Regions from separate parts of the Homo sapiens genome. Here regions 2, 3, 4 and 5 are each linked to region 1. A link is a contact called in ENCODE Hi-C or POLR2A ChIA-PET data. All regions are on one chromosome and are shown on one strand. Each heading gives the region's core, a stretch centred on a gene start or an enhancer-like site at or near the end of the contact. The rest is flanking DNA. Distances are from core to core; before and after follow the strand shown.

What was found. A loop is a pair of places that touch in the nucleus more often than their neighbours do. ChIA-PET counts read pairs that join two places held with the same protein, here RNA polymerase II (POLR2A). Pooled maps may share reads with other maps.
Region 2: a pooled map shows a loop between it and region 1 (5-fold over the local background). The contact joins the promoter of ZBED3 here to the promoter of RPS23 in region 1. A Hi-C loop is called at or near these places in 1 of 168 maps with a recorded cell type or tissue (posterior cingulate gyrus) and 4 of 50 pooled maps. POLR2A ChIA-PET finds 5 or more read pairs at or near these places in 1 of 52 experiments (CD8-positive, alpha-beta memory T cell).
Region 3: a map of CD8-positive, alpha-beta T cell shows a loop between it and region 1 (18-fold over the local background). The contact joins the promoter of UTP15 here to the promoter of RPS23 in region 1. A Hi-C loop is called at or near these places in 2 of 168 maps with a recorded cell type or tissue (CD8-positive, alpha-beta T cell and naive thymus-derived CD4-positive, alpha-beta T cell) and 3 of 50 pooled maps.
Region 4: a map of CD8-positive, alpha-beta T cell shows a loop between it and region 1 (14-fold over the local background). The contact joins the promoter of CERT1 here to the promoter of RPS23 in region 1. A Hi-C loop is called at or near these places in 2 of 168 maps with a recorded cell type or tissue (CD8-positive, alpha-beta T cell and naive thymus-derived CD4-positive, alpha-beta T cell) and 6 of 50 pooled maps.
Region 5: a pooled map shows a loop between it and region 1 (9-fold over the local background). The contact joins the promoter of LYSMD3 here to the promoter of RPS23 in region 1. A Hi-C loop is called at or near these places in 2 of 50 pooled maps.

Annotation. Positions count from the first base shown.
Region 1 is chr5:82,277,047-82,279,746 of GRCh38, forward strand. It overlaps RPS23 (ribosomal protein S23), which reads right to left and starts at 1,308. Exons shown (of 4, transcript NM_001025.5): 1 at 1,274-1,308; 2 at 647-806. The coding sequence starts at 1,277. It also overlaps the pseudogene ATP6AP1L. RefSeq lists an enhancer at 1,299-1,628.
Region 2 is chr5:77,085,811-77,088,534 of GRCh38, forward strand. ZBED3 (zinc finger BED-type containing 3) reads right to left here and starts at 1,475. Exons shown (of 3, transcript NM_032367.4): 1 at 1,301-1,475. ZBED3-AS1 (ZBED3 antisense RNA 1) reads left to right here and starts at 905. Exons shown (of 3, transcript NR_182763.1): 1 at 905-1,809. It also overlaps a transcript of PDE8B not described here. RefSeq lists enhancers at 1,133-1,734, 1,735-2,337, 2,338-2,724 and a silencer at 1,147-1,316.
Region 3 is chr5:73,564,464-73,567,163 of GRCh38, forward strand. It overlaps UTP15 (UTP15 small subunit processome component), which reads left to right and starts at 1,280. Exons shown (of 13, transcript NM_032175.4): 1 at 1,280-1,449. It overlaps ANKRA2 (ankyrin repeat family A member 2), which reads right to left and starts at 1,176. Exons shown (of 9, transcript NM_023039.5): 1 at 669-1,176. RefSeq lists enhancers at 436-990, 570-619, 640-849, 860-1,419, 991-1,545.
Region 4 is chr5:75,510,306-75,513,005 of GRCh38, forward strand. CERT1 (ceramide transporter 1) reads right to left here and starts at 1,324. Exons shown (of 17, transcript NM_001379029.1): 1 at 807-1,324. The coding sequence starts at 902. POLK (DNA polymerase kappa) reads left to right here and starts at 1,586. Exons shown (of 15, transcript NM_016218.6): 1 at 1,586-1,609. RefSeq lists enhancers at 681-750, 1,501-1,880.
Region 5 is chr5:90,528,163-90,530,862 of GRCh38, forward strand. It overlaps LYSMD3 (LysM domain containing 3), which reads right to left and starts at 1,422. Exons shown (of 3, transcript NM_198273.2): 1 at 1,286-1,422. RefSeq lists enhancers at 693-1,193, 1,819-2,078 and a silencer at 1,459-1,708.

The DNA of each region.
Region 1 (2,700 bases), core at 58-2,557:
TGGTAGTGGGCGCCTGTAATCCCAGCTACCTGGGAGGCTGAGGCAGGAGAAATGCTTGAACCTGGGAGGCTAAGGTTGCAGGGAGTCTTGCGCTACTGCACACCAGCCTGGGTGACAGAGCTAGACTGTCTCAAAAAAAAAAAAAAAAAAAAAAAAAGTCTGGGTTAAAATGGCTCTACCATCAAATATGATAGAACTATATGAAATTATTATTTTAAAAAGTCAAAACCAGTCAAATACTGGCAGTTTCATGTCTCAATCTTAGGTGTATGACCTCAATTAATTCTGATGCAAGTCACTTCTCTTCACCTTAGTTTTATCAAGTCGATAAAGTTCAATAGCTGACACGTGCCATTTACTTATAACAACTCCCACAGTAAAGGTGTTTGTGTCCTTTACTTCATCATTGCTAGTATCTTCTCCAATTCCTTCCAGGCCAACGTTAAATTAAAACCTTAACTACCTAATTCCCAAAAACTAATTTTACCAACTTTTAAATAGAACAAACGCTTTGCAATTTTACCCCACAATGCCCAAATGAATACTACTACACAAAAACCTGCAATTACTTTCAAAACAAGAATTCGTAAGTTCATGTCTCGAATTCCTATAATAAACTAAAACTTGACGGGAGCAATGGACTTACACTTTTTCCAGCACGATTCCTTTTGCATGAGAAGCACCTCCAAAAGGGTTGGCCTTTAGGGCTGTGCCCAAATGAGCTTTCTTATACTGTTTATCATGCCACTTCTGGTCTCGTCGGTGACTACGGAGCTTCCTAGCAGTACGAAGTCCACGACACTTGCCTAAAAATTAAATATTTTAGTTCTTCCGTAAAAACACGCCATCTACGTGTTTCCCATCTTCTAAGACACTCGCCTCACCTGGAATAAACCCTTAAGCCGATTGGCTCTCGTACTATTTATTGGCCTGTGGGCCAAACATTTGGCCTTCAAGTTGCCCTGAACCGACTAATAAACGTTCGAAGAGGGCTCCGGAGAATGTGTTCTCCCGAAGGACGAGGCCCCGCTCGAATGCCCGGGAGGAAGCGCTGGCCTCCCTGCGTCCCTCGGTACCCCGACCTCGGCGGCCTCCACGCCTCATGGGCCCCTTCCGCGCCGGACCACGTGCCTCCTGGAGCGGCGCTTCCCCGGCCCTCCCCCATGGAGCCTCTCCATGGCATCCCCCGCCCTACTCTATTCGCATCCGCCCGCCCGTCCCCAAGACCCCAAGTCCCGCTTGCAGCGCCCTTAAACCGGCCACAACAGCTCACCCATCCTGTCGGCGCCACGGGCCTGAGCGAAAGAGAGAAGCACCGCAGGAAGGAGCCACAAGCCACCGCGAGCAAGCCCCGCCCAGCCAAGGACCCCGCGCCGCTGTCTGCGCCGCGCCTGACCCGAGGCTGGGGTCTCTCCTTTGAAAACGACGCGTTTGCATCACTTTCCTGAGCCAGAATCTGCGTCTTATTTAATTTGCAAGAAATTCAGAGATATCTAATTTGCATGGTTTTTTTTCCCCCTTTTTCTTTTGAATGCTGGAGACCGGAGGAACATGGACTACCAATCCCAGAATGCGTTTTATGGGACCCGCTCACCGCGCAGGCGCTCTTGCCCAAGCCACTGAGAGCGGGACGCGGGGCTAGGTCAGAGTAGGAAGGAGTCGCTGAGCTGAATCTTTGTGGAGTGGAGTGGGGCGAGAGTCCTCCGAGTAGTCTGGAAAATTAGACTTCTGAGCCTTAATTCATACTTATAAGCAGCTAGTAAATTGTAAAATATAGTGAAGCAATGTAGTGTAGTAACTAAAACCCCAAGCTTTGGAGCCAGATTGGGCCTTTAACCCTAAAGTTGCCGTTTATTTTGACTGGCGAGTCATTTACTTATAGATTTATTTATTTTTATTTTTATTTTTTTCTGAGACAGGGTCTCACTCTGTCTTCTAGGCTGTTGTGCAGTGGTGCGATCTTGGCTCACTACAACCTCCGCCTCCCGGGTTCAAGCGATTGTCCCACCTCAGCCTCCTGAGTAGCTGGGATTACAGGCTTCCACCATCACGCCTGGCTGATGTTTGTATTTTCAGTAGAGAGGGGGTTTCACCATGTTGGCCAGGCTGGTGTCGATCTCCTGACCTCGAGTGATCCGCCCGCCTCGGCCTCCCAATGTGCTGGGATTACAGGCGTGAGCCACCGCGCCTGGCCATTTAATTAACTCTTTAATACTGTTTCTCCTGTAAGATGAACTAGCTGTGAGAGGTTTCTGGGATATTGGTTCACTCAGCAAGGATGTTTAAAAATGCCTTCTATGTGCCAGACGCTGTTGTAGGTACCGGGAATATGGCGGTTAAATTAAGAGGGTGAAGGTTTCTGCTCTGATACAGTTTATATTCTAAATGTGAGAGGACAGACCAGTTAGATAGATGTAAATTAAATAATTAAATAGATGATTTTTACATACTGTAGAGCTATAGAGAAAATATAGCTGGATGGGTGATAGTGACTTGGGGATGGGGGTGGCTACTCTGGATAGGGTAGTTTAAGGTGACATCTCTGTGCAGATGTAGAATGGGCTAGTGCTTTCTAAGAACTGAAAGATCAGTGAAGAAGGGGAGCATAGTGACTGAGGAGTAGTGTGGCATTAGATGGGGTCTGAGAGTTACACAGGAACATGTGGAGCCTGTAGGCCATGGTAAAGCCTTTTTCTACTC
Region 2 (2,724 bases), core at 225-2,724, 5.2 Mb before region 1:
AAGGCTTAGCTGAAGTTAAAAGACAAGTAAAAATGCCTCCAAACTGTAAAACCTGAGTTGGGGAATAAATGGTAAAATGTGTAAAAATTTAGAAAAAGGTTATATGTGGACTGTAAAAAATACACTGGACTCACAGGTAATTAAGGGGTGAATCAGAGTTGTTTCCTAAATGGCATAAGCCAAACTCTTAGATATTTCTACCATTAGCTAAAAGGCAGAGAAGCACTCTCTCTCTCTATTAATGCACTTTTAAAAATGAAAATTGTGAAGTGTTCTGCCCTTAAAGTGGACCTTTATTTCAGGTCTGCATTACTTTGCTTAATAGATATGGTCCTAAAGATTAAGGTGGTGATCCATTTTATCTTGTAAAAATGCATAATTTAATCTGAGTTATAGGAATTTAAAGCTGCCCTACTTTGAAGGCCTTTGTGACTCAAAGATTTTTTTAATTTAATTTTTAAATTGAGAATTACCTGGCTTGGGCTTTTGGTCTTTTTATAATACGTATTGCTGTCTACTTTTTTTTTTATTCTTGGCTGCCTCAAGCTATTCTTGCCTCCAAAAGGTGTCAGCATATGAATAAAAACAGCAGAAAATAATTACCCTAATTAGGTCAATGTATTAAGCTGTTTCTACAACTGTTTCTCTTAAACACCTTATCTTTGTAGTCTTGGCTCATTAGAAATTCGACTAGTGGTAAGTATTTATTTTTTTCCTTCAAGGGGGTTTTTGCTTTGCTAAGCCTCGGGCATTTGGTTCGTGCAAGAAATCACAGAAACTGCTCCAGCGGACTCCGAAAGGAGCGGAAAATTCTTTTGTTTGGGGGCCATGAGGGGTGGGGGAGGGGTGGGGATTCTGGTGTAAGCTTTTGGCTTGCATTCGCTTTCTCCCTCCGAAAGTGGGCGACATCAAGCAAGTCCCAGTTACAGAAAGAACCCACTGCAGGGCGTCCAGTCACTTGCCCAGTGAAAAGACTGTAATCAGACAACTTTAATAAAGGGAGAGCAGGAGAGTGGTGACGAATTTCCACATTCCGAACAAGCTTGTCGAAAGAGGAGTGCAGGGAAGGAGCAAGAATGAGGCACTGGAAGACGGTGAGCGGGGCCTTGCCACAGAATCCCGGGCCCACCTGCTTTCTCACAGTCGCGACAGCCGGCCCGGAGAAGGGCAGCCCAGCGAAGGGCACGCCCCGCGCGGGTGCCAGGGAGGCCGGCAGGGGCGTCCGCGGTCGCTGCTCACCTGCGCTCCCCGCTGCCCGGCCCAGCCCGCCTCGCCACCGAGTCTGGAAGCCCACACTCACCCCTTTACCCGGGAAACGCGGCCGGAGCCGGCGGCGGGTCGGGAGTCCGAGATGGTAGATCCCCCTCCAGGCGCCTCGCTGACATTTTGTCCCGGACGGAAAACCTCCGCGCGTGCCCCTTAAAGACACAGCGCTGCATTCACACGTCTGCGGGGAAAGGGGGGCCGTCACGTGTGGCCTTCGCCCGAAAGCGGTAGGGGAGTCGCTCTGAAACCGCCAAGGATCGCGAGCGACAGATTTGTGTTGGCCAGGGTTTTAAGATGACGCAATAGCTGAGTGTGGTTGAAATGTAACTATTGTTTTACAACTTTGCATTAACCTTCCAAGACCTGAATTCCCGGGCCTGAGTCTCAGAGCGCGGTTTGCATCTTTGCAGGCTGTAGGCGCATGATGTCACAAGTTATTGGAAGAAATCCCTCCAACCTAGGTTGGGACAGATGAAGGCGGCGCTTATTGGTGTTCACCAAAACACCAGCATGGTGTACCAGCTTTGGCTAGATGATGCTCAGGTAACGAACAACCCCTGCAACTCAGTGGCTTAAAGGTCCATTTCTCAAGCGAATTACTGTGGCTGCAGGGAGCTTTGGCAGTACTCCACCAGTTTTCTTCACTCCAGGCTGAAAGGTCAACTTTTCTGGGCCATGCTCCCTGCTGGGCTGGTAAACCAACTTTGAGGGAGAAGGGGGAAGTCCAGATATGTAGTGTTTGCTATTTCTATGATGTAAATGCTCCCACAATGGCCGATTTCAAGCTACAAACAGTCCAACAAGTGGCTTGCCAAGTTCCTGGAAATTTAACAATTAGCTCCTGTACATGACTGGCACAAGCTGCTTTCCAAACTCACATTCCGCATGCCTCAGTTCTGCTCACTTTCTATTGGTCAAAACTTGCTGTCAGTGGGTGGGGAAGTGTACCCCTCTCTTAAGGAAGCCTTGCAAGTCTTGTGACAATGAAACAGGAGAGTTCCCTGATTTCCTCCCGGCCCCCGCCCTCCCACAGCCCTTTGCAGGACGTGCAACAGGGTTGTGGCTCGTGTGTTCGGTCTCTGCCTGCTGAAACCCCTTATGGGAGGTGGAGCATGCAGACGGACGGGTGCAGGAGCCAGGGTGCAAAAGCTGGGGCGCTGGGCTTCCAGCCCCACGGCAGTGTCCAGGGGCAGGATCCCGTGATTCCCGGAGCCCAAATGGGCGTGTGTTACAGTGTGCTCTTTTAGCCTTACCATCAGCTGACGGCTTAAGTGTTAACCAGCTCAATAGACCCTCTGCCTTTTTGCAAGCGCAGAGGGTCAGTGTGACAGTTTCTGTATCTCAGCTCTTGTCTCACCTCCCAGAAGAATCAGGTCACACATGGACTTGAAGGATGGTGAGTGCCGGGGTGGGGGCGGGGGTAGAGGAGTTGGGGGAAGGTTGGGGGTGTTTATTAGG
Region 3 (2,700 bases), core at 30-2,529, 8.7 Mb before region 1:
GTACTTGGTCCTACCAGGTGCTCCATAAATGTTTTCTGATCTTAACTTTAACAATTTTTTCCATATTCTTTTCTATTTCTAACATTTGCTGATTAGACCTGGCTTTCCACTCCCAACATCGCTACTAACTAGCTGGCCACTCCTGGACAAATAAATAATACAAGTTTTCTGAAATTCATCTATTATAAAAAGGTGTTGAAATAGGCCTTTCTAATATTCTTTCCAGCTCTAAACAGCTTCCATGTTACAAATCAGGGTTTATAGATGGAATTACAGGTCTTCGAGAGGAGAATAGCAAATGTGCTTAGGCGAAGGGGGTGGGTGGAAAATGAACGCTTATCTTGGCACAGCAGTTTAACGAGAGGAGAAGCAAAGTTGATTGGTAGGCCAAAATTTTGAAGAACAGGAGAGGGAGGCGGGGGTGAGGGGAGTGGGGTAACAGGACTTAGAAGAGGTGGTGGTGAGAAAAAGGGGGTAAGGCAATCGATAGCTAGGTTCACCTCGATCTGTCAGAGCCCAGGGATGAAGGGATAGAGAGTCTACGGAGATAAAGTGGGCAGCTATGCTAGTTCCTGTGGATGCTAATAACAGGAGCCCCTCGTTTCTTCCTGATCCTGGAATTATTCTACAAGGAGAGGAAGGTGCTATGAAAATAAATGATGCCTCACAGGCGACAGGTGTCCCAGCGTCCCGAGACAGGAGCCCGCTGTCTCCCGCTGGAGGGGAGACTCTTGCAGGAAAGAAAGTCCGTTCTGTCGCCACCGGCCAGCTGTGCCCGAAAAGTCCCAGGAAGAAACTCTCGCTCATCCGCGGCGAGCGGATCCCGGGCACAGGGGCTGGAGGCCGACCCGGTGAGAGTGCAAGGTCTCGCGACCACCGACGACAGCAGACAGCGAGTCGGGCCTTCCCATCTGAGGCCAGCTTCAGTACAGGCCTCCAAGCCCGGGCTTGTTTTGGCCGCGACGTCACTTCCGATTTCTTCTTTCGCCTTCTGGCTAAAAAACGTTCCGCAGCAATGCAGCTGAAACTTTCGGGTTTTCTTTTTTTTGTCCCTCTCTCCTTTTTTTTAATATTTTTGTTTTTGCCGCCTTTACGCTCCGAGGCCCATCCTGCCGGAGTACTACACAGACAGGGTCATTTCAGTTGACGGTTCTGGGTCACCAGAGCAGAGGAAGCCCCAATTTCGCCCTCCGGTCACACCTCCTACTCCAGATCGCCCCGCCCACCTGACCCGCCTCTGCGCCGCCGGGCTGCGTGAGTCTCATGAGCGTGCTCTGGTACGTCATCTTCGCGCGACGTTCGGTTCGCTGTGTGTGTCGCCGGCTCCTTGAGGGTCCATGTGATTTTTACGCCAGTGCTGCTGAACTGTGCAGGGTAGGGAGCTGGCACAGTCCGATTAATTGTCCTTGGGTCGAGGTGTCTCGTCGGACCCTTTGGGGCTCAGTGGAGGTAGGTGAAGGCGGCTCCCATTGAGGGAAGCCCACACTCACACCCGGCCTTCCTGTGTTAATCTGGCATGCTCTTCTGGGGCTTCCCAGGCTATATAGGAGAGTGGCCAAATTCTTTAACCGGCTCAAGTTCCCCTCAATTAAGCTTCGACCTAGGTTCTTCTCTGCGATTACACCCTTTCCTGTCCACCGTTGTTAGTTCCCGGAGTAATCAGCAACTCTCCAAGGCAATGGACACATTTCCATCTTTGCCTTTGCTTACGAGGCTCCCTCAGGTGAAGTGAACCTAATGGAGTTTTAAAATATTTGGGAGATAAAATCAGCAGATCTTGTTAACTATTTGGATGTTAGGAGTGAGGAAGAAAAGGACACGTCAAGGCTGAGTCTAGGTTAATATCTGGTGCCAGTCACCAGCCAAAATGGAGTATATTGGAGTAAGCAAAGGCACAGACCATGTCTTTATTTCATTCACCATTATAGCCCCAGTGCCTAGAGCAGTGTCCTGCACATTGGTAGGTACTTTAATGAACAGAAGAGTGTTCCCAAAGACCAGTGAAATACAATCATTGGTCATTGTATTTCATTAAAGCACCTTTTAAATATATGTTACACCTATTTATCGTGGTGTTACTAATGTAAAGTTTTCAGGCTTTTTGGAATAGATGATGAGCAGCACCTCTGGAATCATTTACCTGATAACATTGAATCTCTTTTGCAATTGAGTCGTTCTGGAAAAATGTTTTGGCTTGATTGCATGTTATTTAAAAGTTTTATCCTATTCTGCCACTTTAGTGTTGAATTTAATTTCAGGACTGCTTTATTACAGTTTTCTTTCCTACTGTTTAAACCTTTTAAAGTAAATTTAATTTTAAGCTTCTACATTAGAATATTAGCTTTGTGTTTCTTACTTCTTGGCATTTTTAGGCTTTCAGGAAATCAAATCCGTAACTATAATTGTTATAGATTAAATGTCATCTTAAACTTGGTTTCAGGAAACTTGTATTTGCAGTTTCACCTTAATATTTCCTGTTGCCAAAAAATGGACACTCAAAGCCAGCATGATCCTTTTTGGTTTGGCTACTGTAAGGCTGTGCTAGATTTATTCCTAAGTGTTGTAAAATGGTTGGCTAGGTGTGAGAACCTTTGTGTACAGCTGAATAGATGGTGCGATATGATAGCCTTCACTTTAATTATTCCTGCTTCCTATAGATTGCCTTTTCTGGGTTAGAATTAAATGGCTTATTGGTCTCTA
Region 4 (2,700 bases), core at 74-2,573, 6.8 Mb before region 1:
ACAACTATGTAATATCAAGAGATCATCCACCTGCAGTCCTATAATGACTGCTTTGCTAAAATTTTGATACAGGGATTTTAAAAAATATATAAAAGATAAAACATCTTTTCCTTACCCTCGACCCCTTACCGCAAAAATATTTTATTATTAAGTAATGCTCTTCCTGGACTAAAGATCAGTCTCCATTCTCACATGTTCCAAGTTACTATGAATATTTCCTGTACCCATCATGTGCCGATTCAATATCTCTATTCTGAACTAAGGTACAGGGTGAGGGAGAAAGTCCTCCACATTCATCTGTCTCACTACATCTAACCTAGCAGAATTCAACACCTCAAATTTCAACACCAAGCTGAGTCGCTCCAGCTTCTGTCGAAAGAGTTGCGTCCGCAGTGCCCCCCAACCTACTCGGCTTGGCATCCTCAGAGAGACCAACCTCTTTTAAGAGGTCCGACTTGAACCGCTCCCATGCCCAGTCGTTCGGACACCGCTGAAGCCCAACCCGGATTCCTTACACCCGGGACAGCTGCCGCCCTAAGTCCCAAGTCACGGCGCGCATCTGGCCTCCCAAACTGGATCTCAGGTTTATACACCCTTTCCCTGGTCCTCGGCTGCCCCCGACGAGCCCCCGGGCAACAAGGACAGTGCCCCTATATCCCCGCCTCATCCCTAGTCGCTGCAGCAACACTCAGCCTCGCACCCCGGCACGTTCCGCGCCTCCCGCCAGCCCCACCCCACCGCCTCAGCGGATTGCCTCGCTGCAGGTGAGTCTGGCCAGGGGTCCCTTGGCACCAGGGGTTGCTCACCTTACTGAGGACCCCGCAGCGCTCCACAGGCGGCCCAGACTCCGTCTCTGGATCCTCCTCCGAGCCCGACGAGTTCCAGCTCTGATTATCCGACATGGAGGCTCGACAACCGAGCAGGAGACCGGCCCCCGCTCCCTCAGCTGCGCCGGAGGAGGCGCCCAGTCCTCGGGGTGAAGGGTCGGGGGATGGCGAAGCGAAGAGTGCCCGCTCCGGTGTGGGGGGGAGCAGGAGGAGGGACGAAGTCCGCCCGCCGCGCCGCCGCCGCGCCTGACACCGAGCGGAGCGAGGAAGGAGGACGAGCGGTGAAGGAAGCCTACCCTTCCAGCCGTCAGCCGCCGCCGCCGTCGCCGTGACCCCTGCGTTGCGCCCGGCGCTGCCACCCGAACTTAGCCCCCTCGATGCCAATTTCAAATAGGGAAGGAAAAGGGAAAAGAAGGGAAGAGAAAATCCGGCCGCTGAGTCCCGCGTCCACTCACACCTCCGCTACCGCCGCCATCTTCCTGCCTGGCCCACTATTTACCCTCCCCTCCCCTGTCCTTTCCCCTCCCCTTCGTCCTCCCATTCTCCCCCACTACTCCCCGCCCCGTCCCCCTCCCGGCGTCTGACGCGACACGCCGAGCCTTCGGGATCCTCCTCCCGAACCCTACCTCCGGCTCTCCCGGGTGACGACGGGTAGAAAAGCAGGAGGAGCGGAGAAAGGAGAGGGCGGGGTAGGGATGCAGCTGTGCTGCATTCTGGGAAGGGCGTTGGTCCGTCGCTCGCGCAGCCTCCTGGGAGTTGTAGTCGCGATCCTGAGGTAACGGGTGAGTATCCCGCGCGGGGATCGCTTGTCCCCTTGGGGCCTTGTCAGTCGGTGGGTGGGCTTCGTTTGACAGTTGCGTGACCAGCCCCTCGGCCTCGCTTCTATCCTTGCCTTGTGTGTTTATGACGAACCCTCCGGGCTTGCGGGCCCAGACGTGAGAGAGCTTTCCGCTGAAGATGACGGGCCTGCTTTCCAGGGCGGCTTGTCGAAAGCCCGGGAGCATCTGGCCGCTTCCGCCTCAACCATGGGCTGGGGTTTTGTGAGCTACTAGTGCCAAGGGTTTTCTTTCCACCAGACCACCGCTGTAAATCTCGAGGGTCTTACTCATTAGAAGTTAGAATTCACATTTGACGTTTAAAGGAAGAATTTCCTTAGTACCTTCTCACAAGCACGCACTTCGCATTTTTAGATTTCTAGAGTTTGCTTTGTAGAAAGTAATTTTGAGGTTGTCAGAGAATAAATGACGTTAGAAAGGTTTTTAAAGTAAAACAAGAATGTGAGATGATAGCCTGGGATTTTCTCTTGGTTGTAAATGAATATCTTACTGAGAACCACGTTAACCATGCCTGCCCCTCAAAGATAGGAAAGGTTGGATATATAGAAACTTTCTCGTATTAGAAATACCGAAGTGCAGTGGTTTTGTGTGTACAAGGGATTAGGCAATAGGAGGCTATTTTTGTTTTAAGACTAGGGTTGAATTAGCAGAAAGACCAATAGAAGATCTAACAACTCTTGTCAGTTGTCAAGGATAACTTTGATTATGAGACTTTGACTTTGTAGCTTCAGTAATTTCCTCTCGTTAGCTATTTTAATATAGTCGATTTCCTTGTAATTGCCAAGAGTAAAATTTGTTATTAAACCTTAGAAAGAGTACTTTCTTACTACAAGGATGGGACGATAGGAGCGAAATTTCGAGTCTAAGGGAAAACGCTGGCCGAGTGTGGTGGCTCACGCCTGTAATCCCAGCACTTCGGGAGGCCGAGGTGGGTGGATCACCTGAGGCCGGGAGTTTGAGACCAGCCTGGGCAACAAGGTAAAACCCCGTCTCTACTAAAAATACAAAGATTAGCCGAGCATGGTGGTAGGTGCCTG
Region 5 (2,700 bases), core at 172-2,671, 8.3 Mb after region 1:
ATGTCTTTGAATCCTGTAGATTCCAGGCAAATTTTATACATATGTATATTTTTCTGGGGAGAATTTTCATTGCTTCATATTCTCAAAAGGCATCCATGATCAAAAAAGTTAAGACTTAATATACAGCAATTTACACTTGGCTATACCGACCTACTTATGTGTCTTGTTAGACAGTTTCACCCTAATAATTTGTACTTAGAACTTCAAAATTGGCTTAGTAGTGCAGCTAACTGAAAATCACTAAGCAATGCCCCAAAGCCATTTTAGATACTTGTTTCTATCAACCTCTCTCCACGATATATTTCTAAATATAATTTAAAGGTCAGAACTTCACCTGTCTCACTATCTCTCCACTCCCCTTTATAATGAAATGCAGGCAGCTGACTATCGTGTTACAAATCTGGGTATTCTGAATGATCAAGAACTGGCTGTGTCTTCAACCGAAGTGAACAGACTGACCCAGGCGATCACTCCAGTCTACTACTCAGAGATTAGAAAATACATAATATTTAAGTCATCTGGCTCAATTCTATTCACCTCTCTTAATTCTCTTAGAGCAGGAAAAAGGCACGAACTCCCTTTCAGAAACTTGGAACAAGCCTGCGTGCTACCTAGATTACGAGGGGCCACAAAACAGTGTTAAAGCATTCTTCAGCTCAGTCTGTAACTGAAAACGGTTTCCCAAACACCTTCGTACTGTAGAATGGCTGCTGGGTGTTTCGCCTTGACCTTCTTTAACTAAGCAAGGTGCAATAAGAGGGTCACAGGGCACAAGTTAAAGCTGCAAAGGGACAGAATCAAAGGCACCCTATCCGCTGCCAGGGACAATTTTGTTTTTTAAAACTTAACTACCTCCTCCCTCTGTATTCCACACGTCAAGTTTTTCTTTCCCTGCTATCGTCAGCGAAGATTACGTCTCAGAGTCTTCTGTCACAGCATGACACTTGAACGATGTGACAAGATGCCGTCAGCGAATATTTCACGCCAACATAAAGTCGTGGGAGAAATGCTGTGTTTGGGTGGGAAATTAGCTGCCCAGGTAATCCAGCAGGTAGGCGTCCTTCCTCTGAGCCTCAGTTTCCCCGACAGTGTGACAAGAGGGCCTGGCAGGGCTGGTCTGGAAGTTCTTCCCTGTCTCGGGGGTGTCCGCCACACGGGCCGAGCCCGGCCCTGCAGCCCCCACCACACCTGTGGCCGAGGCTCAGCGCCTCCCGTGAGGACGCAGCTGGGGCTCAACCCCGCCCTCCTGGACCGGGCTACCCTCACCTCCTGCCACCATCTTTACCTGTCCCCGTTAGCAGGGAGCACTCTGCGAGAAGATGGCCAAAAGGTCCGCCGCCGCCGCTGTCCCGGGTAAGTTCATGGCCGAGCCTCTGCTTTGGGCTGACCCCGTCCGCCTCCGCCTCTGCCGCCAACGTCTCCGCCTTCCGGGCCGTACGCCGCCGCCACGTCCGCAAACCTGAGATGCGTCATCGCGTCAAGTGGGCGGAGGTGGGAAGGGGCGGGGGAGGACGCGGAGGGCAGCCCAAAACGGGGGAGTCCAACCACAGGTCCACGCCCGGCACGCAGGCGCAGGGACTCCTCCGGGGCCCGGGGGCGGGTCCAATCCCCGGGCCCGGGGGCGGGTCCAATCCCCAGCCCCGCCCTTGACTCCGCTCCTTCCGTGCCGCTTCACTCCCCGAGGAAAAGATTTGGTGGCCAAGTCAGCGGATCCAACCCGCGACCACCAGCGACCTACTGGCTGCGTCTTTGTCCAGCGTCCACACTGCGCTGGCAGAGACTGTCGGGTGCACCCTGAGGACGAGGCGTGGCTCAGGATGTGTCGGGGAGCTGTCTTGCATTTTTTTCTTGCTGTGCATCTCGAATTTTCTTTAGGGTGGGAAAGGACACCTCAAAAACACTGTTGACATCACGGTTTCAGAAAATTGCGCCATGTTTGTTACCCTTTTCATGCTGAAGACTCCAGACTGCTGCAGAAGAGGCAGAATTCTGGAGAGAAATCCTTGGGGGACCGAGGACGAGGGTTGGAGGGGGTTGTCTCACCCTTCCTGTTTTTAGGTGAGGGAAGTGAGCCACCTAGAGTCAGGCCCCAGGAAATGTTTTCCCTGGCTCGAGGAGTCAAGGGAGTCAACAAATTGTAATCTAACTTATTTTGGTTTGAAAATTAACTGAGTCATTGGTAGTCACCATTGGACTCTATGGAATATTAGCTTATTAAATAAACTCATGACTTCATACATGATTTTTATCACAAATGTGTTAAATGAGTATCATAATGTGTTTGAATTTATGTATGACTTTGGCAAAAGCCGCAACTACTTTTGCACCAACCTAATTAATGAATGTAAAGCATTTTAATGAGTCTGATGTCTCTCAGTGTTGATATTAGAGACGTTGCACTTTGACAACCATGCTAACTGTTACGACAATATCCATTTTAGGCACAAATAGCTGGGGTGCAGGGTGCAGAGCAGTGCTTTTCAGAATGTCTGAATATTTATACATTAGAAAGCCTTTGAAGCTTGGTTTTAAATTGTTTTTCAAAGAGTATGTTTTTGGTTTTCTGGTAAGTGCCTCTGCAAAGGTTAGGAGTTTTGCATTGCAATAGTTTTCTTTTATTAGCAGGGATAGGCACTGTGCTTCCCAGCGCCACAAAAAAAAACTGCAGGAGAAGACTTTTTTAAAAAGTTTGTCTGAATT